2 separate regions of the Homo sapiens genome follow, and region 1 is linked to region 2. Evidence: read pairs that join two places in POLR2A ChIA-PET (ENCODE). Cell type or tissue: PC-9. All regions are shown on one strand. Each heading gives the region's core, and the rest is flanking DNA. Links, peaks and the distances in the headings are about the cores only. Region 1 has its middle 23 kb from the start of DBI. Region 2 overlaps SCTR (secretin receptor).

Region 1 (16,490 bases), core at 5,641-9,640, 71 kb before region 2:
TAAGTCACATAAGAATTACAGAAGTTTCCCATAATTTTGGAGCACATACCAATAACATTTATACAAATACAGTCCAAAGAAAACCAGACACCATTTTATATTTGACAATACTTCCTGTGTAATTTTTGTTCCAAATAAGCCAAATTATGTCATTTTTGAAGTCACTTTTGAAGTCACTTGTTCCCCATAATTTGGAACCTTCCTTTGGATATGATCAAGTCAGATATAGAGTTGGTCAAACCCAATGGGAAAAAGACTGAAACAACAACAAAAACAGAAACAAACAACAACAACAAAAAGTTAAGCAAAACAAACAATTGTACAACTTAGGTGATTACTGAGCACTCTAATGGTAAGGAGAAACTAAGACCAGCTGGTTGTTAACTTTAGCCAAGACAAAATCCCAAATCAGCTACTTACTTAGGGATGGGTCTCATGCTGAAGACTGCTCTCTCCTATCCTAAAAGCAGGGAGGATGGAAACAGAAAGATAAAAGGATCTCAATTCCGGGTGGCTCTGAAGAAGTGTTGAATTATCCCTAGGCTACTTACCTCAAAATTTATTCCGTAAGATAATAGATCCTTGTGTGTTTAAACCACTTTTTTCAGGAGACCGCTACACGCAGACAAATGCAATTCCTAGGTAATAAAGTTACTGTAGTTAGTCAGGGCTGTGCCCATATTAGGTAAGTATGGTAAAGTCCTAGGGTATGGGACCCAGGATTCTGGAACAGAAACTATTGCATTTATAGTTATGTGACAGTCTCAAAAATTTGGTGCTCCAGAAGTAGAAAATGAAAAGGACACAAATTTAAGGGGCTCTTTGAGATGGAGTGTCGCTCTGTCGCCCAGGCTGGAGTGCAGTGGTGAGATCTGGGCACACTGCAACCTCCGCCTCCCGGGTTCAAGCAATTCTCCTGCCTCAGCCTCCTGAGTAGCTGGGATTACAGGCGCGTACCTCCACACCTGGCTAATTTTTATATTTAGTAGAGACGGGGTTTCATCATGTTGGTCACGCTAGTCTTGTAATCCTGACCTCGTGATCCACCCTCCTCAGCCTCCCAAAGTGCTGGGATTACAGGCATGAGCTACCGTGCCTGGCCTAAAAGTTTCTTACATTTGGGTTGTGAGCCTGTATTCCGTATTTGTTACATTAGTCTCTGCACTTTTCAGTATTTTTAAAAATAGTGGGCATGGGATGTAGTGGGAAGAAAATCACTGTAGCACTCCTCCAGGTCAAGTGGGCATGAAGAGACATCCCTACAAAACTTCCTCACTGATGAGGGAAGTGGATTGGCTTAGCTCACTGTGGTAAATTGGATGATTGTTCCCAACCCCTGGCACCCTCCGTAAAGGATTATCTGTCTGTGCCCTTCACTGTTCCAACCTGAAGTGTGCCCACCAGAAGTGAACTGCTCGTCCCCACCCATTCACTCGAGCTTGGTCATAGGACTTGCTTTGCACAACGGCATGTGATCAGACATGATCCAGGAAAGAGCTTTATATGAGCTTGTGTGGCTTAGCCGGCCCTCTTGAACTTCTGCCATCTGCCATGGGAAGAAGATGCCAAGGAGCCACTGTTGCCAGGTACATGAGAGATAAGCAAGGCCTACCTGAAGCTAACCACAGCCTTGAGCAAGTCCAACTGATCCCAGATAAGCCTGGCAGAGCCACCATCAACTGAAGGCCTGTGAGCTAGAAATTAACAAATAAATCTTGTAAGCCACTGAGTCTTAGGGGTTGTTGATCATGCAGCATTATTGCAGCAGATGTTTATAATGAACATCTGATGTTTTTGTCTGTCTGGCATCCTTCTCTCAGCCTACTAAGAACAGTTCCTCTCTCTTTGCAGCAACTGCCAAAAGGTGCTTCTGGCAGGCTGCCAGCCACAGTACCTCATCCCAGAAGTGGATGTATCAGGAGTCCATTCAAGACAGCAGGAAGGGAGAAGAAAGGATAAAAGGGTACCCTTCCTTTTTAAAGATTTGTGGTTAGCAGAATAATGATCTACCCAGAGAGGTTCGTGTCTGAATCCCCCAGAACCTGTGAATAGATTAGGTTGCATGGAAAGGAGAAGTAGGGTTGCTAATCTGCTGATTTTAAGGTGGGGAGATGCCTGGATTATCCAGATGGACCCGGTGTAATCACAAGGGTCCTTAAGTGTGGAAGAGATAGGCAGAACAGGCAATGTCAGGATGGTGCGATGTAAGAACAACTCAGTCAGCCATCACTGACTTTGAAGATGGAAGAAGACACTAACCAAGGCACGTGGCAGCCTCTAGAATCTAGAAAAGGTGAGGAAACAGATTCTCCCCTACAGCCTCCAGAAGGAACAGCCCCCCAGACACCTTGATTGTAGCCTGGTGAGACCCATATCAAACTTCTGACCTCCAGAACTGTAAGTCAATAAATTTATGTTGTTTTAAGCTACTGCATTTGTGGTGATCTGTTACAATAATAGGAGCTGATACAGGATCTTTCTGTAAAGGACCACACACCTGTCATTGGCCAGAATTTAACCACCTAGCCATCCCTAGCTACAAGAGAGATGGGCACATTGCCAACATGAATAAAATCAGGAGAATTTATGTCATTACCAGGGGAAGGAGGAAATGTATGTTGGAGTGAACAAATGGCAGCCTCAGTCACAGAATCCCATTCCTCTGGCCACAGTGACGTTCCAAAGATGGGCATAGGAGTCAACAACACACTAGCTGTCCTCTGAGATCGTATTTGGACGTTAGAAGAAAAATCTCTTTCTCATGGAGATGCTAAGCCTGGAGCTTACTCTAGCCACTCCCTCCACCCTGCCACCCACCAGGAGAGAATGAGTTCAACAAAAAAGAGAGGAAGAGCTAAGAGATGGACATTGTTCTAGTTCTCTATTTTTGTGTAACAAGTCACCTCAGAAATTAAATTAGTGGCTTAAAATAACAACAATCACTTTATTATTATTGTTTTCATGGCTCTGGGGTTAGTTGGGCTCACCTGGGTGGGTCTTGTTCAGGATGGCTCCCAAGGCTGCACCTGATGGTGGAGGCTGGAGTCCCACAGAGCTTCCTCACTCATGTGTCTGGTAGATGATTGATGCTGGCGATTGGCCAGACGCCTACACCTGGCTCCCCATGTGGCTTGGGCTTCCTCAGAGCATGGTGGCCGAGTTCCCAAAGTCGGTGTCCCCAGAGAGTGGGCAGAATTTGTGTCACCTGGTATAACCTAGCCTCATAAATCACACAGCATCCCTTCTGCCATAGTCATAAGCCCACCCAAATTCAAGGAGAAGGAACATAAACCCCATCTCTTCATGGGAGGAAAGTCAAAGTCATATTGTAGGAAAGGCCCATGGGATGGGAGATTGTTGCAGCCATTTTTGGAAAATATAAGCTGCAAGAGATTCCATATTATCACATGAAGCTTCAATCAAACTGTCCTTTCCAATGTAACTCTTTTTTGTGTATGCTGGTACGAGAGAGGTTTCTGTCATTTTCTGGCTACAACAACATTATACACACGTCCCACAAGACTCCATAAGTGGTAGTTCCCTTTCCCCTGTTCCTTCTTTTCCAGTGGCCCTTCACTTTCCCTGTGGATGGTGGAAATTTGTCACTAAAGCTGTCTGTGTTGCAAGAGAGCATAGCAGCAACCTTTGCCACTATGGACGGTTATGAAACTTTTTCAACATACATAAAAGTTGAAATAATTTTACAGCAAACTCCTGTGTATTCACTACACAGATTTTCTTTACTTTAGTTGCATTATCTTTTTTTTCTTTTAAAAAAAAACATTTTGTAGGAATGGGGTTTTTCTGTTTTGTCTACACAGTTCATAGCCCTGCCTTACAACTACACTTTCGGGAAGTTTTATAATGCATCTGCCCCAGCCGAATGCAGGCAGAGCCCTGCTCTTCAGCAGTAGGCTTTGTTCCGCCTACCCACAGACTCAACATTTCCATCAGTACGAATCTAAACTGGAACCTGCACTGTCTTTACAGTATAAGCAAAAAATTTGCAAATTTTGCCATATTCTTGGACAGACTGTAAAAAAGATTTTTAAAAAAAGAAAAGAAGGCAAGGAGCAGTGGCTCACGCCTATAATCCCAGCACTTTGGGAGGCTGAGGCAGGCAGATCACCTGAGGTCGGGAGTTCGAGAAACTTTAGTAGAGACGAGCTCGTCTCTACCAAAAATACAAGCATGCCTGTAATCCCAGCTACTCGGGAGGCTGAGGCAGGAGAATCACTTGAACCCCAGAGGCGGAGGTTGCAGTGAGCCGAGATGGCACCATTGCACTACAGCCTGGGCAAAAAGCAAAACTCCATCTCAAAAAAAAAAAAAGAAAAGAAAGAAAAGAAAAAAGATTTGCAAATTGATTTTTCATCTCTTTCTTTCTTTTTAATTTTAATATAGCAAGCTTATCCTTAAGCAAATTGATTTTTAAGAGATATTAAACAAGCCTTGGCAATATTGCCTTCTCAATCCCCAGAGAGAAATCTTCACATCCCATCTCCAAACTGCTGCATTTTAAGAAATATTTTTCCAAATATGAAAAACAATATGCATGCATTGCAGAAAACTTAGAAAATATTGAAAACTATAAAAAGAGAACAAATAATCTCTCATAATCATTTAGCACATAATGGGAATCATACTGTGTATAAAGTTCTAAACCTGATTTTTCTCCCCTAAAGTATATCATGAAAAATGTCTGCATAATATTTGCATCGCATTGTTAAACTATAATTTAATTAGTACACTATAAGCAATACCCTATTTTTCCTGTTATTATAATAATTTGTTAAACTTTTTTTTTTTTTTTTTTTTGAGACGGAGTCTCGCCCTGTCGCCCAGGCTGGAGTGCAGTGGAGCGATCTCGGCTCACTGGCTCACTGCAAGCTCCGCCTCCCGGGTTCACACCATTCTCCTGCCTCAGCCTCCCAAGTAGCTGGGACTACAGGTGCCCGTCACCACGCCCGGCTAATTTCTTTTTGTATTTTTAGTAGAGACAGGGTTTCACCGTGTTAGCCAGGATGGTCTCGATCTCCTGACTTTGTGATCTGCCCGCCTCGGCCTCCCAAAGTGCTGGGATTCCTCGCCCAGCCTGTTAAATATCTTTATACATGGATCTTTGAAAACATTTTTTTTGCCCCTAGAATAGATATACTCTTGGATATAACTTATTGAGTAAAAATGTATGATCTTTTATACATATTGTTAAATTATTTTTGTAAAAACCTGTTACTAGTAATGTATAAAAGTGCCCTCTCACCAACTTCTTGCTAGCACTGAATATTATTATTTTAAACATTGTTGTTTTTATAATTCAGCCGGTAAGTTGTAGCTTGCAGTTTCAGGCTCCCTTGAAAGTGAAAAAGGTTTGATGGCTGCCTTCTCCAGGATTCTCTTTAGCGGCCTCTGCTGCTTCAGAGGCAGTCTTTCTCTCTCTATCGCTCTCTCTCTCTCCCTTGGGGCCATCTTGCATAATTTCTGGTTTCCTCCTTCCTGTTGTATTTTGGAGTTCTTCCCACAGACTTTTTCTTTTTCAGTCCCAGCTCTCCACTTCAAAGTCTACTTCTGCCAGGGTGCAGCAGGTCAGATGTTTTCCATTAACTAAGGTAGTATATGTTAAATGGTTAACCCAGAACCCTCTGGAGTCAGCAGAGGTGTTGAGTGGAGCTGTGCCTGCCAGGAAATGCCCCCTTATCCTCATTTCTGCCCATTGGGCAGAGCAGCATTTTCCGCTTGGCAGAGCAGGCCTGATGCAGCGCTCAGAGGGAACCAAGCCAGTGCTGGCATTGCTGCCAATAGCTACTGAGGAAGCAATCTCCTTAACGATACATGTGATCAAGACTCAAAAGCTTAAAAGAGAACCTGTAGATCTTGCGTGGGCAGAGGCCATGAGTCATCTAGAAATGGTGTTTGGGGCTGTGAGCAGATGACACCATTTCCAGTGGAGACAGTCACGGGACAGACTGCAGGACAGAACTGGGACCTGGGATCTGCAGAAGCCACATGATGGAGTGATAAGACCACCTGGCCTGGGCCAGGACGCAGACCATTCTTTTAGCCACACCAAACTTTAAAGGACTTTCCATTTGTTATTTCTCTCCATTTTATTATGAAAATAAGTTGAAAGAATTTTCCAGCAAACACCCATGTGTCCACTACATAGATTTTCTCACAGCATTTTACACGAATTGCTTTTTTTTTTTTTTTTTTAACATTTTGTAGAGATGGGGTTTTGCTATTTTGCCCAGGTTGGTCTCAAATCCTGGGCCTCAGGCAATCCTCCTGCCTCGGCCTCCCAAAGTGCTGGGATTACAAGCATGAGTCACTGCACCGGGCTGCATTATCATATATTAATCCACCTATCCATCATCCCTCTATCTCTCAAGCAATCTAAATTATTTTTTCTGTGAATATCAAAATAAGTTGCCGATGTCAGTATGCTTCCCCAAAAAACTGAATCATGTATATTATTAATCAAAGTTCAGTATTTATTTACAGTCCATTATTTCCTTAGGGAAAGATTTATATACCACAGATTGCATGCAAAAACGTGTACTGTGTGATGTTTTAACAAATGCATATACTTGTACAACCCAGATCCCTATCGAAATATAGAACATTACATCCAGAAATTTCCTTCATGCCCCTTCCCAGTCAATATCTGTCATCATGGTCCTAGAGGCAAATTCTGCTCTGGCTTTTTCTACCGCAGATTAGTTTTGCCTGTTCTACAACTTCCTATAGATGAAATTATATATTTGTATTTTTGTGTGTGAGACTTCTTTTACTCCATCTAAGGACACTTTACTATGTAGGAGGAAACTGGCAAACTATAGGGCCTGCCAGGATCCTGTTTTTTGTTTAGGAACAGAGAAAACCTTTTTTCCTAAATCGAATTTTAAGTGACAGTAAGAAACACCATTAAGGGGGCAAAGGTTTCCTATCTCATTCTATGGAGCCAGCACTGCCCTAACACCAAAACCAAACAAAGACATTACAAGAAAAGAAAACTGCAGACCAGTATCTTTTATGAGCATAGATGCAAAATCCTCAACAAAATATTAGCAAATTGAATCCAACAGTTTGATAGAAAAGTGTAACTGACTTTGGGAGGCTGAGGCAGGCAGATCACTTGAGCTCAGGAGTTTGAGACCAGTCTGGGCAACATGGCAAAACCCCACCTCTACTAAAAATACAAAAATTAGCTGGGTATAGCGGTGCACTCCTCTAATCTCAGCTACTGGGGAGGCTTAGGTGGATGGATTGCTTGAGCCTGGGGAGGTTGAGGCTGCGGTGAACCGAGATCATGCCACTGCACTCCAGCCTGGGCAACAGAGCGAGACACTGTCTCAAACAAAACAAAACAAAAAAAAACAAAAGAAAGAAAAGTGTAATCACCCAACAGGTTCTCCTTGCCCACTGCCTAGAGAGAGCTGATTTATCAAGACAGGGGAATTGCAATAGTTTAATTCTCACAGAGCCAGCTGTATGGGTGACTGCAGTTTTATTATTATTCGAATCAGTCTCCCAGAAAGCTAGGGGATCAGGGTTTTTAAGGATAATTTGGTGGGCAGGGGGTCAGAACATGGGAGCACTGACAGGTTGAGTTGGAGATGAAATCATAGGGAGCTGTGCTCTTGTGCTGAGTCAGTTCCTGGATGGGGGCCACAAGACCAGATGAGCCAGTTTCTCGATCTGGGTGGTGCCAGCTGATCCATTGAGTGCAGGGTCTGATCTTAGGTTTTGCAATAGTAATATTATCCCCAGGATAATTTGGGAGGTTTAGAATCTTGCAGCCTCTAGCAGCGTGACCCCTAAACCATAATTTCTAATCTTGTGGCTAATCTGTTAGTCCTGCAAAGGCAGTCTAGTCCCCAGGCAGGAAGCGGATTTGTTTTGGAAGAGGGCCGTTATCATCTTTGTTTCAAAGTTAAGCCATAAACTAAGTTCCTTCCAAAATTAGTTTGGCCTGCACCCAGGAATGAACAAGGACAGTTTGGAGGTTAGAAGAAATATGGAATCAGTTAGGTCAGATCTCTTTCACTGTCATAATTTTCTGTTCTAATTTTTGCAGAGGCGGTTTCAAAAGAATTATACACACAACCAAGTGATATTTCTCCCAGGAATGCAAGGCTGATTTAATATTCAAAATCAATTAATGTTACTCATCACATCAACATGTTAAAAGAGAAAAATCACATGATCTTATTAATAGATGCAGAAAAAGCATTTGACAAAATTCAGCATGCATTTATGATTAAAAAAAGAAAACTTCAGTAAACTAGGAATAGAGGGGAACTTCCTCAACTGGGTGAAGGATATCTACAAAATATCTATAGCTAACATCTTACTTAATAGTGAGAGACTCAAAGCTTTCCCACTAAGGAAACAAGGAATAAAGCAAGGATGTCCTCTCTCCCCACTCCTTTTCAACATTATCCTGGAAGTTCTAGCTAATGCAATGAGATGAGGAAAGGAAATAAAAGAATACAAACTTAAAGAATACAATAAATACAAATAAAAAATACAAATTAGAAAGGAAGAAATAAAACTATTTTTGTTTGCAGATGATATGATCATAGTCAATGAAAAACTTCTGGAACTAATAAGCAATTATAGCAGGATTCCAGGATACAAGGTTAATATACAAAAGCCAATTACTTTCCTATATACCAAGTGGAATTTGAAATTAAAAACACAGTACCATTTCCATTAACATCCCCCAATATGAAATCCTTAATTATAAATCTAACAAACTATATCCAAAATTTTTATGAGGAAAAGTACAAAATTCTGATGAATGAAATCAAAGAACTAAATAAATGGAGGTATATTACATGTTCATGGAGGAAGACTCAATATTTTCAAGATGTTAGCTCTTCCTCAGCTTGATCTAATTTAATGCAGTCCCAATCAAAATTTTATCAAGCTATTTTGTGGATATTGGTAAATTAATTCTGAAGTTTATATGCAGAGGCAAAAGATCTAGAATAGTGAACACGATATCTTCAAGTACAAAGTCGGAGGACTGACAGTACCTGATATCAAGACTTACTATCAAGCTCCAATAAGACAGTGTAGTATTGATGAAAGAATAGCCAAATAGATCAATGGAACAGAAGAGAGAGCCCAGAAAATAGATCCACATAAATACAGCTAAGTGATCTTTGACAAAGGGGCAAAAGCCACACATTGAAGAAAAGATAGTCTTCAACAAATGGTGCTAGAACAACTGGACATCCACAAGCAAAAAAAAAAAAAAAAAAAAAATGACTCTATGCACAGGCCTTCCCCCTTTCGCAAAAACTAACTCAAAATGGATCATAGACCTAAAAGTAAAATGCAAAACTATAAAGCTTCTAGAAGATAACATAGGAGAACACCTAGATGACCTTGGCTATGGTGATAACTTTTTAGATACACACCAAAGGCATGATCCACAAAAGAAATGTGTGTGTGTGTGTGTGTGTGTGTGTGTGTGTGTGTGTGTGAGTGTGTGTGTATTTTTGTAGAGACAGGGTCTTACTTTGTTGCCCAGGCTGGTCTCAAACTCCTGGGCTTAAGTGATCCTCCCGCCTCAGCCTCCCAAAGTGCTGGGAATACAGGTGTGAGCCACCGTAACTGGCTGACACACAAAAAAATTGGTAAGTTGAACTTTTTAAAAATTAAATAATACGGAATAGTCACACTATGGAATAATATACAGTAACAAATGGAAAACGACAACCTCATGCAACATATCCTACAAGGTTGTCAGAGGAACATGTAAAGGGAATGCTGCAAGGTTCTCAGAGGGACATGGCAGAATGGTCTGGTGGAATGGGCCCAGGTCTGGAGGAAGGAAGGCCTTGGGGCCTGATGAGCAAAGTGTGAAGTGTCTAGAGAGGGAGCTTTGGGACAGAGTACATAAAGCATGGGATTTACTTCAGTTCCAGCAGGCCTGGTTTCAAATCCTGGCTCTGCTACTTACCGCTAACCTCTCCGGAACTCCATTTACTCATCACTAAAAGGGATTATTATGATGATTGAATGAAATCAAATGTGTTCAAATGTATAAAGTGCCTGGCATCCAGTACCTACTCAATACATGGAGTGAGTTTTATTATGTGGAGGGAACAAGGTTTTTCAGTGGACTAACAAAGGGCGTGGAATCTAAATAATCTGTCTGTGTGTCTGTTGCCCCCACTGCCCGATGGACAGTGGAATAGGGACTGCACCTGGCACACGGTAGCCATTCAGTATGAGCATTCAAAGAATGAACCTGCATAGGAAGCACTGGAGCTCCTATGACTGAACCAACCGTCATTTTGGGGGTCCCCACAAGCTTACTCAAGTCCTATTGCCTGGCTGACTGTGCAGCCTCTGCTTTTGGTGGCTGGAATTGACACTGCAGGTATAGATTTATGCCAAACCCTGATCTCTTTATGCAGAGCCCAATCCTGGACCCCACCGCCTGCCTCTTCTCACCTGCCTGGTGGGATCTGAGAGGGAACTGCTTCTCTGAGTCGCCTCCTGCTATGCCTCCCCACCCCAACTTTCCCCTGCCTAACTGGCCCCAGGTTATAGCACCCTTGTATGGCCTTGAAAAAGCTGTTCCCTCCTCTCTTGCAACTGATAACACCCTCCTCTATCCAAGCCACCCACAGGGACACATTTCTATCACAGAACTCTAGATGCTTTATTTTTATTTATTTATTTATTATTTTGAGAAGGAGTCACACTGTGTCACCCAGGCTGGAATGCAGTGGTGCAATCTAGGCTCACTGCAACCTCCACCTCCTGGGTTCAAGCGATTCTTCCACCTTGGCCTCCTGAGTAACTGGGATTACAGGTGTGCACCACCAAGCCTGGCTAATTTTTGTGTTTTTGGTAGAGACATGGTTTCCCCATGTCGGCCAGGCTGATCTCGAACTCCTGACCTCAAGTGATCCACCCGCTTCAGCCTCCCAAAGTGCTGGAATTACAGGCATGAGCCACTGCCCCCAGCTACATGCTTTGTTACAATTATTTGTTAGCACAACTGCCTGCTTCCTCCTGGGTAAGGTCCTTGAAGGCAGCGGCTGTATCTTCCCTGTCTCAGAGGTTAGCCACATAAATCCTCAATAAACACACTTATTGAATGGATGAACAGATGGGTGTCAAAATTTCATCTCCTTCTTGTCTTCCTCAGCTGTACCCCATTCAAGGTATTCCAAAACAAATTCTATTAGTAAATCCCCACAGCCAGCAATCATTGCCACACTTAAGATACAAGAGCCCCCCTTATCCACAGTTTCACTTTCCAAGTTTTCAGTCTCCTGCAGCCAACCACAGTCCAAAAATATTACATATAATAAGATATTTGAAAAAGAGACAATTCACATAACTTCTATTATACTATATTGTTATATTTGCTCTATTTTATTATTAGTTATTATTAATCTCTTACTGTGCCTAATTTATAAATTAAACTTTATCATAGGCATGTATTCATAGGAAAGAAACATATATATGTGTGTATGTATATATATGTATATAAAAATATAATTTTATTGCTCAGTCATGGGAAGCACAAAATAGAGTTCTTGCTGAGTGGATGGCTCCTTCCAGGTTCTGCCTCTGCCTTCCTTTACAGCCTTGGGGGCCTCTGAGCTCAGCATGAGGACTGGGAAGGACAATGGAGGTTTTTGTTTTTGTTTTTTTGAGCAGAGTCTCGCTCTGTCACCCTGGCTGGAGTACAGTGGTGTGATCTCAGTCCACCGCAACCTCTGCTTCCCAGCTTCATGCGATTGTCCTGCCTCAGCCTCCCAAGTAGCTGGGACTACAGGCATGTGCCACCACACCCAGCTAATTTTGTATTTTTAGTAGAAATGGGGTTTCACTATGTTGGCCAGGCTGGTCTTGAACTCCTGACCTCAGGTGATCCTCCTGCCTTGGCCTCCCAAAGTGCTGGGATTATAGGTGTGAGCCACCGCACCCAGCCAACAATGGAGGTTTTGATAGGCTAGGTCTTGAATTGACATGCATCACTTTTGTTGATATTCCATTGGCTAGAATTCAGGCACAAGGCACCCAAATTGTAAGAAAGGCTGGGAAATATAGTCCAGCTGTGTGTGCCCAGAGAAAAGAGGAAATGGTTTGCTTAGTAGTCGGCTAGTCTCTGCCACACCACCTTAATGGGAATTATTTTACCAGTTCAAAGATTTGAGAATTTAGATTCGGCTCTATCATTAGCATCAGTAGACTATTTTCATATCAGAAGGGCTTTTGTGTGGTAATTAATACTGCCTTGATTAAACAGAATGCAGTTTTAATAAACCACATTTAGAGAATGATTTTTCTTTAACATTTGGACACTGATTACAGATGTTATTCAATACATTTCCTATGTGACTTAAACTAAAATTATGGTTTTATCATGACAGATTACCTCACACTTCAAATATTCTACTCCAGGAGTCAGCAAACTGAGGCTCACTGCCTGATTTTACAAATAAAGTTTTATTAGCACATAGCCACACCATCATTTCCATATAGTGTATGGCTGCTTTCCCTGTACAACAGCAGAGTTGAGTGGTTGCAACAGTAACCACATGGCCTGTAAAGCCAAAAACATTTACCTCCTGGCTTTTTAAGAAAAAGATTTAGACTGAAACAAAATATCCACAAATATACCAGACAAAAGATTACATTTAAACTTGTTCTAAAATACCACCAGTATGAGCGTCCTCTTTCTTTTTTTCTACTTTTTTTTTTTTTTTTTTTTTTGAGACAGAGTCTTGCTCTGTCTCCCAGACTGGAGTAAAGTGGTGCTATCTCGGTTCACTGCAAACTTTGCCTCCGGGTTCAAGCAATTCTCGTGCCTCAGCCTCCCAAGTAGCTGGGATTACAGGTGCACCACTATGCCCAGCTAATTTTTGTATTTTTAGTAGAGACAGGGTTTCACCATGTTGGCCAGGCTGGCCTTGAACTCCTGACCTCAAGTGATCCACCCGCCTTAGCCTCCCAAAGTGCTGGGATTACAGGCGTGAGCCACTGCACCCAGCCAGGAGGCTTCTTTTTTTTTTTTTTAAGATGGAGTCTCGCTCTGTTGCCAGGCTGGAGTGCAGTGGCACGATCACGGCTCACTGCAACCTCCGCCTCCTGGGTTCAAGCAATTCTCCTGCCTCAGCCTCCCGTGTAGCTGGGATTACAGGCGCAGGCCACCACACCTGGCTGATTTTTGTAGTTTTAGTAGAGACTGGGTTTCACCATGTTAGCCAGGATGGTCTCAATCTCTTGACCTCGTGATCCGCCCCCTTCAGCCTCCTAAAGTGCTGGGATTACACCGCGCCCAGCCAGGAGGCTTCTTATAATCACCATCCTTACACTTGTCCTTTTACCTTTTTAGAGCTTGTAACGCATATATTGATACCTTCAAGCGATACAGCAAACATATCCTGAAAAACAAGGAGCAGAGATTAAGTAGAAGAAGAAAGAGAAGGAGGAAAAGGAAGAGGAGAAAGAGGGACAGGAGGAAACATATGCTTGTTTTATTAGGATGCTTTTTTTTTCATAGATTATTGGGGGACAGGTAGTGTATTTGGTTACATGACTAAGTTCTTTAGTGATGATTTGTGAGATTTTGGTGCACCCATCACCCAAGATTAGGATGCATTTTGATTAATTAGGACAACTAGAGATCTCATCCCCCAGAAGTCACGGATGCAGTCTGGACAGCTGGTCTCTCTGGGAGACTCACCTGGTCCATCATTGTGCAGCACTCTTGGGCATCGTTCTACTCTGGGGCTTTGTGTGACTGACAACACTGATAGGTCCTCCTTGCTTTTCCTGGTCATCTCTCACTTGCTCACGCTTCCATGTTTATTCTTTACCACTTACACATGGAGAATGCGTCTTACATAGACTTAGAAACAGACATATCCACACTCTCCTCACTACTGCAATTTATTTAAATACTATCTTTTTACACTTTCTATAAACATTTCTTTTTCAGGTATCATTATATTCGCATGTCTTTTTAGACTAAACTTATTCTTAACAATACAAGTATTCCATTTTGATGCTCAGATTATGATAAATTGTTGCCAATTGTTACAGTTTGGCCAAGCAGTTCTTTTGGTGCCAAATTTTTGAAACCTTCCATTGTTTGGGGCCAACAGCAGGATATTCTAGGACCATCCTGATCTTTCTTAACTCCCAGGACACAGACAGGCCATCAGTTACCTTCTACTAGAATCCTGATTCCTTTGGTGTAGAGTTATATTAGAGTACAAAACCTTGGCACTTAGAATTAAGCAAAATACTACTGCTTACTGCTGAGTCTTTTTTTTTTTTTTAAAGACAAGGTCTTATTCTGTTGCCTGGACTGGAGTGCGATGGTGCATTTAGAGCTCACTGAAGCCTCGAACCCTTGGGCTCAAGCTATCCTCCCACCTCAGCCTCTCAAGTAGTTAGGACAATGGGTATGTGCCACCTTACCTGGCTAATTTTTAAATTTTTTCTAGAGACTGAGTCTCACCATGTCCAGGCTGATCTCAAACTCCTGTCCTCAAGCAATCCTTCTACCTCGGCCTCCCAAAGCTTTGGGATTACAAGCGTGAGCCACCATGCCCGGCCTACTGAGTCACTTTTGAAGCTACACACATAGAAAAAAGATGTCTTTTGAACATGTCATTAATGCCCTTTCAAACTGATTTTTTTTATTAAATCCTAGAAAGACAAGAATGTTTAAAACTCAACTTTATGAAGACAGACAAGGTTTTCTGACCTCCAAACACTTCCCATTACTTATCAAAAGTAAAGCTTCGAGGGATGAGACTAGACCATTAATATAAACTACAGTATCAAGAAGATACAGAATGACCAGGCTGTTGCGCTCCATGAGACAGAGGAGGGCCTCCAAGGAGGTGTGAGGGGGCAGAGCTGGCAGGGAGGGAGGGAAGGGCTGGAGGTGAGCCCACAGTGTCTTTCGCATCTTCTTGGGCTGAGTACGGAGGAAGGAGGCTAAGTCCTACAAGAGCAAAATACTCAGGTGGTGTGGGGGTGGGATGTTGGATCCGACAGGTGGCTCCTTCCCTGCTTCTGGATACTCTGCTGGGTCTTAGGAATGCTGAGGCCCCCTGCCTAGGAGAATGGGGCCCCAGCACTGAGGGCCAGGCCCAGAGAGCTCCAGCATCCAGAGATGCCCAGGGGTCCCAAAGGTAACCCGGGGCTGGCTCCCTCTGAGGAAGAGAGCCTGAGGAGGAGGAACAGGCTGGACTTTAGGGCCAGAGCTTGAAAAAGAGCGACATCCAGGCCTCAAGGATGGCAGCCCCAGCAAGCGCCCAGGCAAGGGCAGGCCAGCCCAGGCCAGCAAGCACCCAGGCAAGGTCAGGCCAGCAAGCGCCCAGGCAAGGGCAGGCCAGCCCAGGGACTTGGGGAGAAGGCCTGACACGGCCCTGAGTTCCCTAAGGCACTCACACCTCGGTAAGGGATCCAGTGGGGGCCCTGTGACAGTTCCAGGCCAGGGTCCATCCTTCTGCCCCTATCCCCTTGAGAAGGAAGGGTGAGAGAGGAGACCCCTTCAGCGAGGAGAAGAACTGATGGGAAGTCTTAATTCTGAAGGGGCTAAGTCTTTGAAAAAAGTCTCTTTTAAATTGGAGAAGACTGAGATACTTTGACTCAGCAAGTCACCCACTTCTCATCACTCCATACCCACCCTCAGTGGACTGGAAGCAGAGCACGGTGAGGCTGGGCCAGTGATGGAAAACAAAGACGGGGCACATCTGGCTAAGCCAGTGATGGAAAACAAAGACGGGGCACATCTGGCTAAGATAGACCACTCCCAGTCTCCCGACCAGGCAAGGGGAGTTGGGGGAGTGGGGTGGCTCCACCTGCGAAGCACTTTGAGCTTTTGTCTCCAGAGGATGAGCGGATACCTCTACCTACCCAGCATTTTCACAGCCTCCTGGAGACAGGGTCATCCTTGGTCCCCGCAGAAGCAGGGTGCTCATTTGTGAAAGCCCTTCACAGCTTCACCAATCAACGCTTTCCCTTTGCTGCCTGTGTTGCAACACCGTGAGTTTTTCCTTTTCCAAATATGAGTTCTTTTTTTTTTTTTTTTTTTTTTTGAGACAGAGTCTTGCTCCTTTGCCTAGACTGGAAGCAGTGACGTGATCTCAGCTCACTGCAACCTCCACTTCCTGGGTTCAAGCAATTCTCCTGTATTCTCCCGCCTCAGCCTCCAGAGTAGCTGGAATTACAGGAGCCTGCTACCACACCCGGCTAATTTTTGTAGTTTAGTATGGACAGTATTTCACCATGTTGATCAGGCTGGTCTCGAACCCCTGACCTCAAAGGATCCACCCACCTTGGCCTCCCAAAGTGCTGGGATTACAGGTGTGAGCCACTATGCCAGGCCCAAATATGAGTTCTTTTAATTTGAATGTGTTTTTCTGATACACATGCCCCATCCCAAACTGAAGATTTTCATCTCTCTCTCTCTCTTCTCCCACACACATACACAC
Region 2 (16,490 bases), core at 7,383-11,382:
ACGCAGGTGAGCCTGCACAGGACACTCACTTTCAACTGGTTCTGCAGCCTTGGGCATCCCTGGGCTGTCCGTGTGGATGTTACTTCCAGCCAAGGGACTGCTTCCATCCATGAGATGATTCCTGTGTGTCCCCATGTGCCTTCCCTCCTCTGTCCCCCTATGCTGAACCATACCCATGGGCTGGGCTACAGGACTCTACCCTGGCACAGAGCAGAATCGCCTGGGGACCAGTACCCAGGCCTCTTGCCAGAAAAAGAAATGGAATCAATAGCTATCAGTATTTTCTAAAAGCTCCCAGGTGATTCAAAAGGGCCACCAGGGTTGACACTCACAAGCTCCTGTCCAAGATGGTCACCCAGCATCTCTTCCCTGGGGCCGCCCCTCCAGGCCTGAGCCCACTCGCAGCACTGCAAAGTCCCAAGACCATGACCCCACTGAGCTTCCCCGATCTGCACTCCCACCCTCTTCAGTGATCTCAGCTTAGCGACTCATCCCAAGTTAACAAGCAAATCCCTAGAAAAATGTTCAAGGCCCACAGGTCTGAACCAGTGAAGGTGGAATTTCAGGCCAATGGGAGCCAGCCAGTTTAGAACAAGGAGCTCTGCTCACCACACTTGAGCTGCTGCTTGTGGGAAAGAACCAGGTTCGCAGGCTCTTGCCTCCAGCTTACCCCTCACTGCACTCCCACACATTCTGCAGGGGGCAGAGCTTCCACACCCCACGCTGCTCACCAACCTCACAAACACTGTGGTTTATCCCTCCTGGCACCTGCAGGGAGCCCTGTCCTTCCACCCTCTGCCCCTGTGGGCTGGTCACCATTTCCGTCTCTCCCACTGATCCCCAGCTAGGGAGAGGAGGGCCACTCACCAGGATGGAGAGGATCACAGGACCACGAATGATCCACCAGATGGATGCGTTGGCATTGATGTCCCAGCACCTAAGGGAGGGACAGCTGGGCATGGTTATGAGCAGGAGCTGTGGGAGCTGGGCTAACCAGCAAGGACATGTTCCCTGAGGTGGCCCTTGGTATGAAGGACCTGTGTTTGTGGCACTGAGCCCCTGCAGTGGTGTGCCCAGCACCATTAGAACACCCCCTCCTGCCACCCAGGAGCACTGCTGGGGCTGAGGGAGTGGCCACCTGTCTCCCTGCGAGAACCTGAGAGCCGGGAGACTCCCAGATCCAAAAGTTAGCTTACTGTCAGAATTCACCAGCGAGCACGGTGGCAAACTCAGCTACCAACAGAAGCCAGGAAGATGACATCAGTAAGAGAAGTGGTGGATGGCTGACATGTGACCTCAGGATCTGGGGACATCAGGCCTGGAGGGTACTGAGCAAACTGGGGAGCATGTGCCCTGTCCAAGACAGCCGCAGCTCTGCTCCAGCTTATTTTTGCCACAAGGAAAAATGGAACGTGTTAAAGGACCTCTCCATTTTTTTCTAGACAAGCTGAAAATCCAGATTTTTTGAAAAAGTGAATTCACCCAATACAAAAATTACTTTGAAGCAATTATTTCGGGCTAAATTTGGACTATAGACACTTGGATGTCTCATTTGACCTCATCCACTTATTGGCCTGGTTGTGTCATTATGCCCCTGAGAAATCAACTCCCATGCTGCCCCGCTGCCTCGCTGCTGCCCTGCTGCCTCTCCTCTTCCCCAGCTTCTTTTAAGCTTGCTTCCCATGTACCTACTCCCAGGTGCGTCCCCTGGGCTCACTGCCACCCTCAATGCCTGACTTCTTTAGAGTCTGGCTCTGCAGGGCTCCTAAACACCCAGGGGTAGAGAGGCATCCAGGAGGGAGATCCCAGGAGGAAGAAAAAGCTGGACTGGCCCTTCCTTGAGTTTCTTCCATGGAGCAACACCTGCCTGGAGCCCCGTAGCTCTTGTCTGGCATCTGACCCACATGCAGAGCGGACAGGCAGCAAGAAGACAGGAAGGCCAGGACAGTGCAGGCATGGCCAAGGCTGCTCGGCCCACCTGGAAACACACCTGGGAAGCAGTGAGCATCAGTCCAGGGAACTCATCTGTGGCCTCTACTTTGAGAAAAAGGCCTTTCCTAGATAGCTCCAAAGAAGTAACTATGCTGTTTGAAAAGCTGGACGATGTCAGATACATTCTTGTTATCCTCCTTCCGTTAGCTTACCCAACATCTTCCAGAAAGTGTCTGGCAATAGCCCACAAAGCAACAAAAATGGCTGGAGAACCTGAGGATTAAAAACAAAGGGAGGGGCAGAAGAGAGAGGACTCAATTTTCAACACACATATCAGAACAGGACAATTGGTTACCCCAGCCCAGCTACTGAGCAGGTGCCAAGATTTGGTTTCCACAGAAACCCCTCTGCCATCTTGTGCCATCTTGTGTGAATGTGGCACCATGTGCCTCAAGGGTGCCGGGCATGCCCTGGGGACTATGGCAGAATCAGAAGGATCCCAAAGGCCACTTGGTGTTAGGGGTCTCCTGGGAACCCAGGCCAGACTCCAGAGGACCACTGCAAAGTATAGAGGGGCTGGGACTCCTGGGCAGGCTCGTGGACACATGGAGGCAGCTGGAGAGCCCCCTTCTCATACTGTGATCTGCCTGGCCACGTGCAGCGGGGAGGAGGAAGTGGAGAAGGGGTGGACACAGGTCATGAAAGAAACGTTGATTTTATTCAAATATTGGTTTGTAAAAAGCTTGGCCATTTAACAGCTAAGGTAAGCCATCACTGTCATGTTTAAACAAAAATATAATTTGGACTAGAGATGAGATCAAGTCCACAAGAATTTAGAAGAGAAAATACAATAACATTTCCTGACTTCTAGTTAAACGTGGCAAACTGAACTTATACATTTATCCCTACTTCCCCTGAAGCCCCTCTAAAATGATAATAAAGAAATAGAAATGGTAAAAGCCCGTAAGGACAAAGACTGAGAAGGAAGGGCAGAGTAGAGGAGAGACGGCAACACGCTTAGGCACACAGAAGCCTGCCAGAGGAGTGGCAGCTGATGTCCCGAGCAGAGGAAGCTGAAACAGAAGTGCTGTCTGGGGCAATGCCGCTGGGGAAGTGCCCAAGGATGCTCTAGGGCCAGGGCACCCGGTACCCAGGAGGCAGGCGGCAGAGTGGGGCTGGGGCAGGAGGATGGTTTGAAGTCTGGATAAGAAACAGATAAGCACCCCAGGCGGCCAGCACTACCCTCACCAGACTGAATAGTCAACTTCCAACAGAGTTTATTCTCTGGAATTACTGAACCAAGGAGAACAGGGCTGCAGCCCAGCAGAGGGTTGGAGGGGTTGCTCAGCTGAGCAGGAATGGAGTGACAGTCTACACCAGCGCTCAAGGTGGCTCTTGAGCACCTGGTATGTGGCTGGTCCCTACTGAGTTGGGCACTAAGTGCAAGATAGATACCATATTTTGAAGACTTGGTACAAATAAAAGGACGTAAAACATGGCCAGACGCGGTGGTTCATGCCTGTAATCTCAGCACTTTGGGAGGCTGAGGCAGGTGGATCACCCGAGGTCAGGAGTTCGAGACCAGCCTGGCCAACATGGCAAAACCCTGTCTCTATTAAAAAAACAAAAACTAGCCAGGCATGGTGGTGCATGCCTGTAATCCCAGCTACTCGGGAGGCTGAGGTGGGAGAATAGCTTGAACCCGGGAGGCGGAGGTTGCAGTGAGTCAAGATTGCGCCACTGCGCTCCAGCCTGGGTGACAAGAGAGGAACTCCATCTCAAAAAAAAAAAAATGTAAAATATGTCATTACCAATTTTTATATTGATTATACATTGAAATGATACTATTTTGGTCACCTTGGGTTGAACAGAATAGATTGTTGAAACAAATACTGCCTGTTTCATTTTACTGTGTTGATTGTGGCTACTAGAAAATTTTAAGCTAGATGTATGGCTCAGATTCTTTTTTTTTTAAGCAGAAATACTTAAATCAGATTCTATTTCTAGTGGACGTGCTCAAGCTGAATGGTAAAAGCCCTGGTCCCCGGGCCGCTCAGTTTTCAGGCCTCTACTGAATGGGCTTCTACCCCTACCCCAGCCCTCTACCCTCTGCCCACCTCCCTGCCACTGCACGCTGGAGATGAAAGGATTCTCTAGAGGAACTGAACAGCCCCAGACAAAGAGCCTATAGATAGCCATGGGGGGACCCCCCAACACTTCCAGTCCAGTGTCCCTTGAGAGACAAACCCCACACCCCCAACAGCCATTAGCCGGCTCTGAAGTGATTCATTCTTAAATAGGAACAGACAGCCAAGGTCACCAACATCTTATTACATAAAAGACACAGACCAAAACAATCAGAGAAAAGGAACTCAGAGGAAACAGACCATACAGGAAGCAGAAGGAACTTGGAACAAAACAACTCTAAGGAACGCCATCGGAGAGATAAAAGGTCGTATCTACAAGACACAAACAGGATGCTGTCAACAGGGAGTGCCCGGAGAACAAGAAAGGGGGCTTAGGAACGGAGCATATGATAACCACAATTAAACACGCAATAGACGGGTTGGAAGATAAAGACTAGGAATCTCTCAGCAGAATAAACAACAGTGGAATGAAAAGTAGGAAAAAGAAATTCGAACATTAGAGGTTATTCCAGGATGTACAACATTAGACTAAAGGGAGTTTCAGAAAACAGAGGATAAAAAACAGAAGGAAAAAACAATTAAATAGATAATGTAAGAACATTTTCAAGAAATGAAAGACATGAATTTTCAGATGAAAGGGACACCGTATGCCAGGAAAAACGATGAAAAAAGGCCTGCATCACAGCACATCCCTGTGACATTTCAGAACACAGAGAGAAGATCCTGCAGCTTATGTAGAAAGGAGTAAAAAGTTCAGGAAGCAAAATGGCATGGCACATCCCATAACACTGATGCCAAAACACAAGACCCTCAAAATTCTGGGGAAAATGATTTTTCAACTTTTTTTTTTTTTTTTTTTTTTGAGATGAAGTCTCACTCTGTTGCCCAGGCTGGAGTGCAGTGGTCTCAGCTCTCTGCAACCTCCACCACCCGGGTTCAAGTGATTCTTCTGTCTCAGCCTCTTGAATAGCTGAGATTACAGGCACCCACCACCACCCCTGACTAATTTTTGTATTTTAGTAGAGACAGGGTTTCAACACGTTGGCCAGGATGGTCTCGAACTCCTGACCTCAAGTGATCTGCCCACCTTGGCCTCCCAAATTGCTGGGATTACAGGTGTGAGCCACTGTGCCTGGACTTCAGCTTGTTTTATGTCCAGCAAAATAATGAATTAGGTATGAAGGTTGAACGAAGATATCTTCAGACATGGGATTAAAAAAATGTTCCTTTCAGGTGCTCTTGGTTAGACAGATACTGGAGGATGTGCTCCAACACAACTAGAGAGTGAACCAAAGACAGGGAGATGAGAAAGAAAGGAAACAGGATTTGTGGAAGAAGGTGAAAGCTAAGGGAGCTGAGCAAATCTGGAGAACAGCCAGGCCAAGTCAAGCAAGAAGGCAGAAAGCTCTAGAAAAAAACACTGGCAAGTATACCAGGTTGAATAGTGTCTCCCTAAAATTCATGTCAACCCAGCACCTCAGACTGTAACCTTACTTGGAAATAGGGTCTTTGCAGATGTAATTGGTTAAGATAAAGTCATACTGGAGTATGGTGGGCCACTACTCCAGCATGATTGGCATCCTTATAAGAAGGCCATGAGAGACACACAGAGAGAGAAGACACAGAGGAAGAAGTCCATGTAAAGACATAAGCAGGAATGGGGCTGATGCAACTACAAACCAAGGAATGCCAAGCATTGCCAGCCACCACCAGAAGGTAGGAAAGAGATATGGGAGGGATCCTCCGTCAGGGCCTCCAAAAGAAACCAACCCTGCCAACGCGTTGATTTCAGACTTCTGGCCTCCAGAACTGTGAGAGAGTAAATTTCTGTTGTTTTAAGCCACCAAGTTTGTGGCAATTTGTTAAGATAGCCTTAGGAACTAATACAGCAGGAAACAAACAAATAGGAACTGATAGATTTCCTATTGCATTTGATGATTTGGAAAATAAATAGCATTGGAAGGCTGTCCAAAGAATTTGAGAGAATTGATGCTGGCAATATATATATATAAAAAGCAAAGGAAAAATGATTCCAGGAAAATAAAAAGTTAATAAGATTGAAAGTAAAATTATTGTACACCACTTGTCTCAGTGGTAAACACTATTTACATAGATATAATAATGTATACACTGAATCTGATTTAGCCAAAAATGATAAGAAACTGTAAAGGAAGAATGGAGGTAGAGGATTAAGAATTTTATATTCTTGGTCAGGCGCAATGGCTCACAACTATAATCCCAGCACTTTGGGAAGTTGATGCAGGAGGATCGTTTGGGCCCAGGAGTTCAAGACCAACCTGGGAGACATGGCAAGACCCTGTCTCTACAATAAATGTAAAAAATCAGCCAGATGTGGTGGCATGCACCTGTAGTCCTAGCTAGTTAGGAGGCTGAGCCAGGAGGATCGCTTGAGCCCAGGAGCTTGAGGTTGCAGTGGGCTGTGATTGAACCACTGCACTCCAGCTTGGGCCAAGAGAGTGAGATCCTGTCTCAGAAAAGAAAAAATAATTTTATATTCTTATCTTCCATCATGTGGAGTCAATAACTAATGCTTCAAACAGACAAATCAAGAAATAGTAGTGTATTGATTTTAGAAACACGAGAGTAAATCTTAGGAGGAACAAGTTAAAAGAGTGAAAGGCATTAACTCTGGAGGCTGAGCTCGGGAATAAGAAGTGAAGGCAGGAGATTTAGCTTTTGTTTATTATAAACCTTGTAGTCTTTTGTTTAATTATTTAAACCAAGTACATGAATGACTTTGATAAAAATAACAATTAAACAAATGCCTTGGGCTGGGTGTGGTGGCTCATGCCTGTAATCCCAGCACTTTGGGAGGCTGAGGCAGGAGGATCACTTGAGGCCAGGAGTTCAAGACCAGCCTGGGCAACATAGTGAGACACTGTCTCTACAAAAAATAAAAATAAGTAAATAAAAATTAGCTAGGTACAGTGGTGCATGCCTGTAGTCACAGCCACTCAGGCGGCTGAGGCAGAAGGATCACTTGAGCCCAGGACGTTGAGGCTGCAGTGAGCCAAGATTGAACAGTTGCACTCCAGCCTGGGTGACAAAGAGAGACCCTATCTTGAAAAAAAAAAAAAAGCCGGGCGTGGTGGCTCACGCCTGTAATCCCAGCACTTTGGGAGGCCGAGTCAGGTGGATCAAGAGGTCAGGAGATTGAGACCATCCTGGCTAACACAGTGAAACCCCGTCTCCACTAAAAACACAAAAAATTAGCTGGGTGTGGTGGTGGGCACCTGTAATCCCAGCTACTCAGGAGGCTGAGGCAGGAGAATGGTGTGAACCCGGGAGGCGGAGCTTGCAGTGAGCCCAGATTGCGCCACTGCACTCCAGCCTGGGCAACAGGGCAAGACTCTCTCTCAAAAAAAAAAAAAAAGTCTTGCCTCAATTCTTAGTGCTTTGGGCAAAGAACATGGGTTTTGAGAGGCACTTGTTCATTATCTTCCATCCTTAGTGGCAAGTTGGTGGGAAAGTTTGCAAAATTTGTAATGGTTTAAGTTGGTGGCTCAGTGTGGCCCCTGGACCAGCAGCATGAGCAACACCTGGGAACACGTCAGAAATGCAGTCTCGGGCCACCCCAGACCCACTGCCTCAGAGTCTCTGGGCGGGGAGTGCAGCAAGCTGGGTTTGGCAGACCTTCACCCATGCTGAGGCAGAACCGCCAGTGCCAGCCGCTCACTCTCACTCGCTGAGTGGCAGCCTGGCTCATCTATAAAGCCTGCGCTGTCACTATTTTCTGGATACAGACTCACACCTCAGCCGCTCTGAAAAAGTCAAAGCTTTGGGTAAGTGTTAAAAACCTTAAACGTGCTCACTCCTTTCCACTCAGGAATCCATATCCTGGGATTCTGTATTACATACAGAAAACACTTTGCCCATAAAGGTATTCATCACTGTGCTATTTATAATAGTGAGACAACCTAAATGTCCAAACAATAGGTATGTGGTTAAATACATCTATATCACATCTATCTATCTATGTGGTAGTTTAAAATGTTTATGAAAGATTTGACATAATACAGAACATGCTTATGTGTTAATGGGAAGAAGCGAAATTCAAAATTCTTCATAGAGAATGACCACAGCTATGTGAGGAAAAACTGCAAGTAGAAAAAAAGGTTGGAAGGAAATCTCAGAAAAAGTTCAATCTGTGGGACTAGGGTAATTTTTTTTTTTCTACTTAAAAAAATTTTTTTTACAAGGTTTTACAGTAGGGGTGTACCCATTTAAGCAACCTATCTTTGATGAAATCAGTATAATTTCAAGCAGGGGCCGTTACCTTCGCATGAAAAGGGCTTCTCACAGATAGAGGGGCTTCAGGCCTTCTAGGGACCCTTCAGGGTCTCTTTGGTGTCTGGCAGGCAAACAGGCCAGGAGGAAGAGAACCATTGCTGTTTTATATGTCACTCAATTCTCAGCACCCAGCACAGGGCTGGCGTACAGTAGATGCTCCACAAAGATTTGAAGAAGAAAGGAAGGTTCTTATTATTTCATTCCAACATCTTAAAATCCTGTGACAGAGATACTATCACAATGCAGCTTTGTAATCCCTGAACACAGGAAGTGCTCAAAGAATGTTGAATAAATTATGGTCCTGATATTATAGATGGGAAAACGGTCCATGTTCATACAGCTGAATCTTGGCGTATCTGGGATTTAAAGCTTAGTGAACTGGGCTCAGTGAGTTGGGTGCTTTTTTGGCAGAGCCAGCTGCATAAGGCAAGTCCCTGGTCCCCAGGCACTCTGGGATTGCTGGCCTCTAGAGACGTCGGCATAACTCTGCAACCTCCCGATGGCCCGGGGTCAGGTGCTGACTGGGCTGCCAAGGTTCAGAAGCAGGAGGGCTCAGCAAGCAGGAGGGCTCAGCAAGCAGGAGGGCTCAGCAAGCTCTGCCAGCTCAGGCAGCTCCCCTGATCGGGAGACAGGGCCCTTGTAAATAAGGATTTAGACAAGCAGAAAAGGCAGCACAGGGCATTCCTGGCAGGGACACTTCTTAAAGGCACCAGGAAGAAACCAAAAGAAGCTAATGCTTGGTGCACATGACTATCTCTGTAAGCCTTTGAGTCACTCACAGGAACCTGGCTCTCTGTCTAGAACTCCTTAGGGTAACGTTCATGTTTATCAAATGAGCAACTAATGGATGAATGGATAGAGGAATGGATGGATGAGTGGGTGGATGTGTGCATGGGTGGGTGGGTGGATGGATGGATGGATGGATGGATGGATGGATGGATGGGTGTTAATGGCAGGGTAAAAGTTAAAGGGCTTTGGAAACAGACAAGTCTTGGCTTGAATCCTGAGGTCTGTCCTTGTTTACCATGTGAGTTGGTATGTTACGTTGTGTCTGTGAGCTGAGGTCTCTGAGAGGCCTCTGGAGATTGCTACGATGATTAAATGATACATGTAAAGTGCTGAATCCAATGCCTGGCACATAGCAAGTGCCCCTAAAATGGAAGTTGTTTGTCGTCTTCATTGACCGAAAAGGAAAAGGGACAGAGATGGAATGGGGGCCCGCACTTGGCTGTCTCGCTCTCATTCTCCCTCTTTCCTAGACAATGAATCCCGAATTTCCTTTAGGAAGTCATGTGGTTTGAGTAGCTAAGGCCAATCAACATATTTCATTCTCTCAGGCCTCTGTGACTAGTTCAAGGGTGTCTATGAGATTCAAGCAGTCCAACCAGAGTGCACCTCAGAATATTTGCTAAGAATGCTGGATGGAGTCTCTTTCTTTCTCTCGTTGGAGTTCGGTACAAGGAAGTCTCTAGCCCAGAAGCTGTTGGCCATTCCATTGGGAACACCAGCTTAACTACAAAGCCGATGTTACGAAAGGCAAAGTAGAGACAGAAAGCAACAGTGTGACGCTGCTGGATTCAGCCTCTCCTGAAGTTGGTGATCACTGGACTTTTCAGTTATATGAGCCAATTAATTTCGTTTATGTTTAAAGGTTTACAGATTTTCTGATGCCAGCAGTCAAAAGCGTTCTAATACAGAAAGGAAGCAAGAAAGAGGACGTAGGAATGCACCGTCTAAAGGCAGACGAGGCAACAAGTATTGGGTGGGAACGAACTGTAAAAAGCTCTAGATGCCAGAAACTGGGGCTAAATTTGAGCTAGGATTTCCCACTTGACAGATAAGTAAACTGAGACCAGAGGGTTAAACATCAAGGAACTTGTCTAAGATTACACAAGTTAGCTGGATGCGGTGGCTCACGCCTGTAATCCCATCACTTTGGGAGGCCGAGGCGGGCGGATCACCTGAGGTCAGGAGTTCAAAACTAGTCTGACCAACAGGGCGAAACCCTGTCTCTACTAAAAATACAAAATTAGCTGGGTGTGGTGGCACATGCCTGTAATCCCAGCTACTTGGGAAGCTGAGGTAGGAGAATCACTTGAACCTGGGAGATGAAGGTTGCAGTGAGCCAAGATCATGCCATTGCACTTCAGCCTGGGCAACAAGAGCAAAACTCCAACTCAAAAAAAAAAAAAAAAAAAAAGATTACACAAGTTAGTTAAGTGTGGAGCTGGAACTAAAAGCCGAACCCTCCGACTCTCGACTCAGCACCCCTTCCCACATACCATGCAGATATCAGACCCAGGGAGAAACATACCCCATCCGAATGCCACAAATCCCTGGAGGTACTTTCTTTCAGAGAAGAAGGAGATGGCGAGGAGTGTGTGAAGGTAGAGGCCTTCCACCAGCAGCCAGGAGTAGTTGGCCATGATGCAGTACTGGAACAGCACCATGACCAGCTTGCAGCCCGCCTGGAGAGAGAGAGGCAGCTGAACCCAGGCCGGGTGGCAGTGGGGTTCCCTCTGGTGAGTGGCCCCAAAGGGAGCAACAGGGTGTTGTAGGGGCAGGAGCCAGGCCACAAGAGCGGGCCTCTGGGGTTCAAGGCCATCTTCTGTGGCCTTCCTCCATCAGGCCTGCAGCATTCTCTAGAGAGTAGGAGTCCACAGGCCTAGTGGGTTCAGTCAAGCTGGCCAATCAATGAGCCATCATAGGAGCAGGAACTAGGTTCAAATCCTAGCACTGGCTGCCAGGCTAGATGAGGAGGCAGTCCTTCAACTACAGAACTGTGTCGGATACTGCCCAATCCCCTCATTTTTTCAGATGAGGAAACCAAGGCCTAGAAAGGGAAGAGATTTCTGAGCAAAGGGTTAAAAAAATCTTTTCTAAGCTCAGTTCCCTTGCAAACACATAATGAAGGGATGTGCCAACTCTGTTAGGAGGTACCACTGATTATGGTAAAAATGGCCCTGGCTGGTACATTGCACTCTCCACATATCTGATGGGGATGTCATGGAGTTGGACTTCCCTGATGCAGTGACTGACTCTTTTAACAGGCATGTCCCCTGCAGGGATCCCCGGAAGTTATGCCTGTAGAATTGTGGGGCACCAGGCTTCTACACCAGCACAGCTCCTGTACCTCTGCCATGGTAGGGCCTTTGTCCTTTTCTTTGCATTGGGCTGTCCCCTGGGGATGGGACAGCTCCCGGGATAGCCGTAGGGCTGCTGCAAAGACAAGCCCGAGAAGGAGGAGCGCCCGGTGCTGCCTGGGGACAGTGGTGGTTCCTGCCTTATGGCCTTCCCAGAGGCTCTGACTCCAGGCAAGGCCCATGGTTGACTTGTGAGTCTAATGTTTAGTAAAACCTGAGAAGGTTCCCTGCTGGGGCATTGCTGGCCTTGTCCACTGCTGGTCAGTAATGAAGCGTGGCTAGGATTTAAGGCTCCTGACTCCCAGCAGGTACTCTTGTTTCATCCTGGAGACCTCCTTGAGAGACATGGATCCTACCTGAAGAACCTCTCAGTCTGAGTCAGAAAATACACACACACACACACACACACACAACTCTGAACAATACAAACAGGTGAGTGGTAGGAAGTGGCAGGCAGGTTGGCTGAACTAATCTCAATTTCCAATCTCTTTTCTCCCTTGCTCGCCTCTACTATAGAGATTGTGATAGTAAAAAACTCTATCACCCTGCTTCCTTTGCGATTAAGTGTGGTTACATGACTCAACTCTAGCCAATGAGATGTAGGTAGGAGTTTCTGGGGAAGGTGCCCTTTCTCAATAGAAAGGCAAAGCTGCCCAAAAGATAAAAAAATGTTTAACGTTTTACCTTTCTCCTTCTTGCCTGGAACACAGACAGGAGGCCTGGGGTTGCAGCAGTCATATTGCAACCATGTGGTATAAAGCATGACATCAAAGGCCTACTCTAAGGATGGCAGTGCGGAAACAGGGGAAAAGACTGTGTCCCTCATGGTATCACACAGCCATTGCACCACCTCATCTGTGGACTGCTTACGTAGGAAACAGCCCCCATTTGTTTAAGACCCCAATATATAGTTTTCTGTTATTCGCAGCAAAAGGAATCCCAACTGACACACAGGGTGATTGCAATGAATTGAGTCATCTGGGCATTTGGAAGGAGAAAGGGGGTTAGATTTAAGAAAACACAACGTTTTATTGCAAATACATTTATACAGACATACTGGCCCATGCTCACCCTTTTCTTTTTATGACCAACCCCCACCCTCTCCAGACTGGGTCATCTTTCTTCAGCTGGGAACTGGCAGAAGTAGGGAAAAGAGGAGTCTCCCTATATATCTAATTCCTAGAGTGACCAGTTCACTCCTGGACACTGGGAGTTTACGGCAACCCCCATGAGCTTCTCTCCTACATGACCCAGATTGTGCACATGTGGCTGTGGAATCTCCCTGAACCTCCTGGCCCAGTGTCAGCACTGGCTGCTTTATCCTTGGTATTAAGTGCAGCCTCAGCAGGGGCTTGGGGGAAGGACAACTAGGCTACTCCCCTCTCCAAAGCTAGGCTGGGGAAGGCAGGCGGGCCTGGCGACATCCTGGGGCACCCAGACATATTACCCTGTGGGCATCGCAGTAGGTGACATCATCTGAGGAGAAGAGCACGGCGTCCTTGATGAAGTTGGACAGGGCACGAAGGATGAAGGACACGAACAGGTGCATGTGGATGTAGTTGCGAGTGCAGTGGAGCCTCCTGCAGGGAGAGAATGTAGGGACATAGAGGCCAGAGCCTGAGGGGCTGGGACTCAGCCAGGCCCACCTGCCACCAGTGCACTGGGGAAACTGAGGCCCTAGACTTCAGCTCTTTCCGGGTAACACATTCTGTGAGCATAACCTGAATGAGGAACTGGGTCTCCAGGTGGCCAGTCTAATTTGCTACATGCTGCAGTGAGAAAAAAAAAAAAAAAGGCCAGCCACAGTGTGGCTCACACCTGTAATCCCAGTACTTAGGGAGGCCAAGGCAGGAAGATCACTTGAGGCCATGAGTTCAACATATTGAGACTTCTGTATCTACAAAAAAATTGTTTTTGTTTTTAATTAGCTGGGCATGGTGGTGCCTGCCTGTATTCCTTGTACAAGAGGCTGAAGTGGGAGGATTGCTTGAGCCCAGGAGTTCTACCATTGCCACTGCACTCCAGCCTCAGCAGCAGAGCAAGACTTTGTCTCTAAATGAATAAATAAAAAGCTGGGGCTGTAGGGGCAACATTGTATTCTGCCCTGACCTACCACCATCTCCAGCTCCCAGAATTGTTTTGGGGGAGGGGTGAGGACGGCAACCAGAACGGGAGAGGGCTAGGGGCACAGAAGGAACACAGGCTGCGGGGAGAAAGCAGACCCTGGCTCTGCCACTTAGCAGCTATATGACCTTGAGCAAGACTTTTCACTTCCCGGAGCCTCAGTGTCCTCCTCTGCTGCAGGGGACAGAAGTCAGTTACTTGTTCTGCTTCTTCTGGTACCGGAAACAGGCTTTCTTCTGGGAAACCCATTCCAGCTCTGGATTGGGAGGGCTCCACCCTTCTCACCCTCATGACAGACTTGATCAATCAGAGTGCTCCATCGCTGTCCATAGTGATTGGCTCAGAGTTGGGCATGTGACCTAAGCCCGGCCTATGAGAACTCTGAGGACTTTTACTGGAACCAGAGGGGAAGAGGCTCTTGTTGGCCCTGGTGTTGCTGAGCTAGCAGGATGAATGCCAGCAACTGCTGGTGGTTGTCTCTGCCACTTCTGCAGAAAGCCTCCCAGAGGATGAGGCCAACCCAGAGCAGTGGAATGGAGGGAGACGGACCTAGCTGCTGATGCCACTGAACACCTAGATCCAGCCATGCCTACAGCAGATGCCCATGAACTTGCCACTTACATGGGTCAGGTCGCCTTTGTTTTTCTTATGCTGTTTCGAGGTGGATTTCTGTCTCTTGCAACAGAATCTCGCTAGTACTACTGTAAAATGGGGTTCCTGTTACCTATCTCATAGCATTGTGTGAAAATTAGAATACATATAAAGCGACCGGCCGCAAGTTCTCAGTAGTGCTTAGTAAATGTTGAAAAAATAAAGGGATGAATGAGGTCACAGGAACCTCGATGTTTTGCCATAGGTCAGCTTTAGATCAAGAGACGACAAGGTAGTTCACTCAGACCTTCCTCTTTCTGTCCTGGGTGGTTGAGAAGAGACCCAAAGTCTGTACCTGAGGAGGGCTGGGGTATGGAGAGCTGGCAGTGTGTTCTCACCGGAAAGCACAGAGGATGCCAAGGGCGACCAGGAGCATGACCAGGGAGGAGCTGTAGCCCACGGTGTACATGACTTTCAGCTTCAGCAGGTAGGAGTGCTGCAGAGAGAGGCACGTGTCAGCCCCGCCGGCCCTCCTGGCTAGCTCTGCCTTCTGTGCCTCACTGCATCCGCTTCAGGCAGCTTGAACCCACCGACGCTGCTATTCTGTCCATACCTCAAGGACGCCAATTCACAGACACATAACACCGTAACATCCTGGCATTGGAAAAGCCCTTAGGGATCATCTGATGATCCCTAAGGATCATCCCTAAGTTTGAATTGATGCCAATTCAAACTTCCATCTTATGTATAGGGCCCCTTACCAACTCTCTGAATTCAAACCTTTGCTTGAATACCTCTAGAGACAAAGTGCTCACTGCCCTTTGAGAAAGTTATTTGGTGTAAAATAGCACAAAATATTAGATTTTGTTTATGTGAAGCTAAAATCAATTACTTGCACCACCTATTGGTCCATTTTCTGTCTTCTGGATCCACTTAAAATGGATTTGTCTTTTATATAAGGCAGGTTTTATATAGAAAAGTTACAAAGGTCATACAGGGAGGCCTGCCATTTTTTAATACAGCTATTCTGCCCATCTGTTTCTCTTTCATTTTCTCTATGTCAAATATTCCCTGTGTCAGGTCGGGTGCGTTGGCTCATGCCTGTAATCCCAGCACTTTGGGAGTCTAAGGAGGAAGGATTGCTCGAGCTCAGGAGTTCAAGACCAGCCTGGGCAACATTGCGAAACACTGTCTCTACAAAAAATTTTAAAATTAGCCAGGCACAATGGTGCACACATGTGGTCACAGCCACTCAGAGGCTGAGGTAGGAGGATCACTCCAGCCTGGGAGGTCAAGGCTGCAGTGAGCTGTGATCCAGCCACTGCACTCCAGCCTGGATGACAGAGTAAGACCCTGTCTCAAATAAATAAATATATACATACATACATACATACATACATACATATTCCCTGTGTCTTTAACCTCTTTCCACAATCCTTCAACCTTTAGTTAAATTAATATGCTCCAGTTTGTTAATGTCCTTCTTAAATAAGACCCCCAGAACCACATAGCTGAAAAGCTCCAGATGCATTCTCTGACCAGGAAGAGGTAGAAGGGATCCATCACCTCCCATCTCCCCTGATCTATACATTGCGCGCCTATGCAGCCAAGCAGGCATTCACTTATTCAGCAGCCACTTCACACTATTGGCTCATCTTTGAGTCAAAAAGATCTAAGTGGAATATTGGTCAGAAAATTAAAAGATCTGGCCAGGCATGGTGGCTCACACCTATAATCCCTGCACTTTAGGAGGCCAAAGTCGGTGGATCACTCGAGGTTAGAGTTCGAGACCAGCCTGGACAACGTGGAGAAACCCTGTCTCTACCAAAAATACAAAAATTAGCCAGGCATGGTGGCGTGCACCTGTAATCCCAGCTACTTGGAAGGCTGAGGCAGGAGGCTCGCTTGAACCCGGGAGGTGGGGGTTGCAGTGAGCTGAGATTGCACCACTGCACTCCAGCCTGGGCTGGAGACCCTGTCTCAAAAAAAAAAAAAAATTGAAAGATCTGCATTTAGGTCCAAAAAATAAAGTATCAAAAAGAATCAAGGGAATAAAAATTAAAAGAATAATTTTTACCAACCAAACTAACAAATATGTAAAAGTAATAATTTCCTCTGCAGGTGAGGGTATAGTGGGACTCAAAACTGGTTCAATCTTTCTGGAAGGTAATATAGAAATATGTATCAAGAACCTTTGAAATATGACCTTTTGACCTCCCTTCTACCTTCAGGAATTGATTCT

Evidence for each region. Peaks named below come from ENCODE experiments on the same cell type or tissue, not always from the same donor. Only the 100,000 strongest peaks of a DNase experiment are listed, where the experiment ranks them.
Region 1: POLR2A ChIA-PET joins it to region 2 with 8 read pairs; 2 of 35 experiments call an interaction of 5 or more read pairs at or near these places.

The regions. Positions count from the first base shown.
Region 1 is chr2:119,382,064-119,398,553 of GRCh38, forward strand. No RefSeq gene overlaps it. Among named protein-coding and RNA genes, the nearest start is that of DBI, 23 kb to the left of the region's middle. In PC-9, for the core only: no CTCF peak of the experiment used is centred there; DNase peaks (open chromatin) are centred at 5,878 and 7,678; H3K4me3 peaks cover 578 bases; H3K27ac peaks cover 1,619 bases.
Region 2 is chr2:119,451,143-119,467,632 of GRCh38, forward strand. It overlaps SCTR (secretin receptor), which reads right to left. Exons shown (of 13, transcript NM_002980.3): 5 at 14,647-14,744; 6 at 12,981-13,113; 7 at 10,705-10,858; 8 at 2,145-2,205; 9 at 868-937. Among named protein-coding and RNA genes, the nearest start is that of SCTR-AS1, 17 kb to the right of the region's middle. In PC-9, for the core only: no CTCF peak of the experiment used is centred there; no DNase peak of the experiment used is centred there; H3K27me3 peaks cover 697 bases.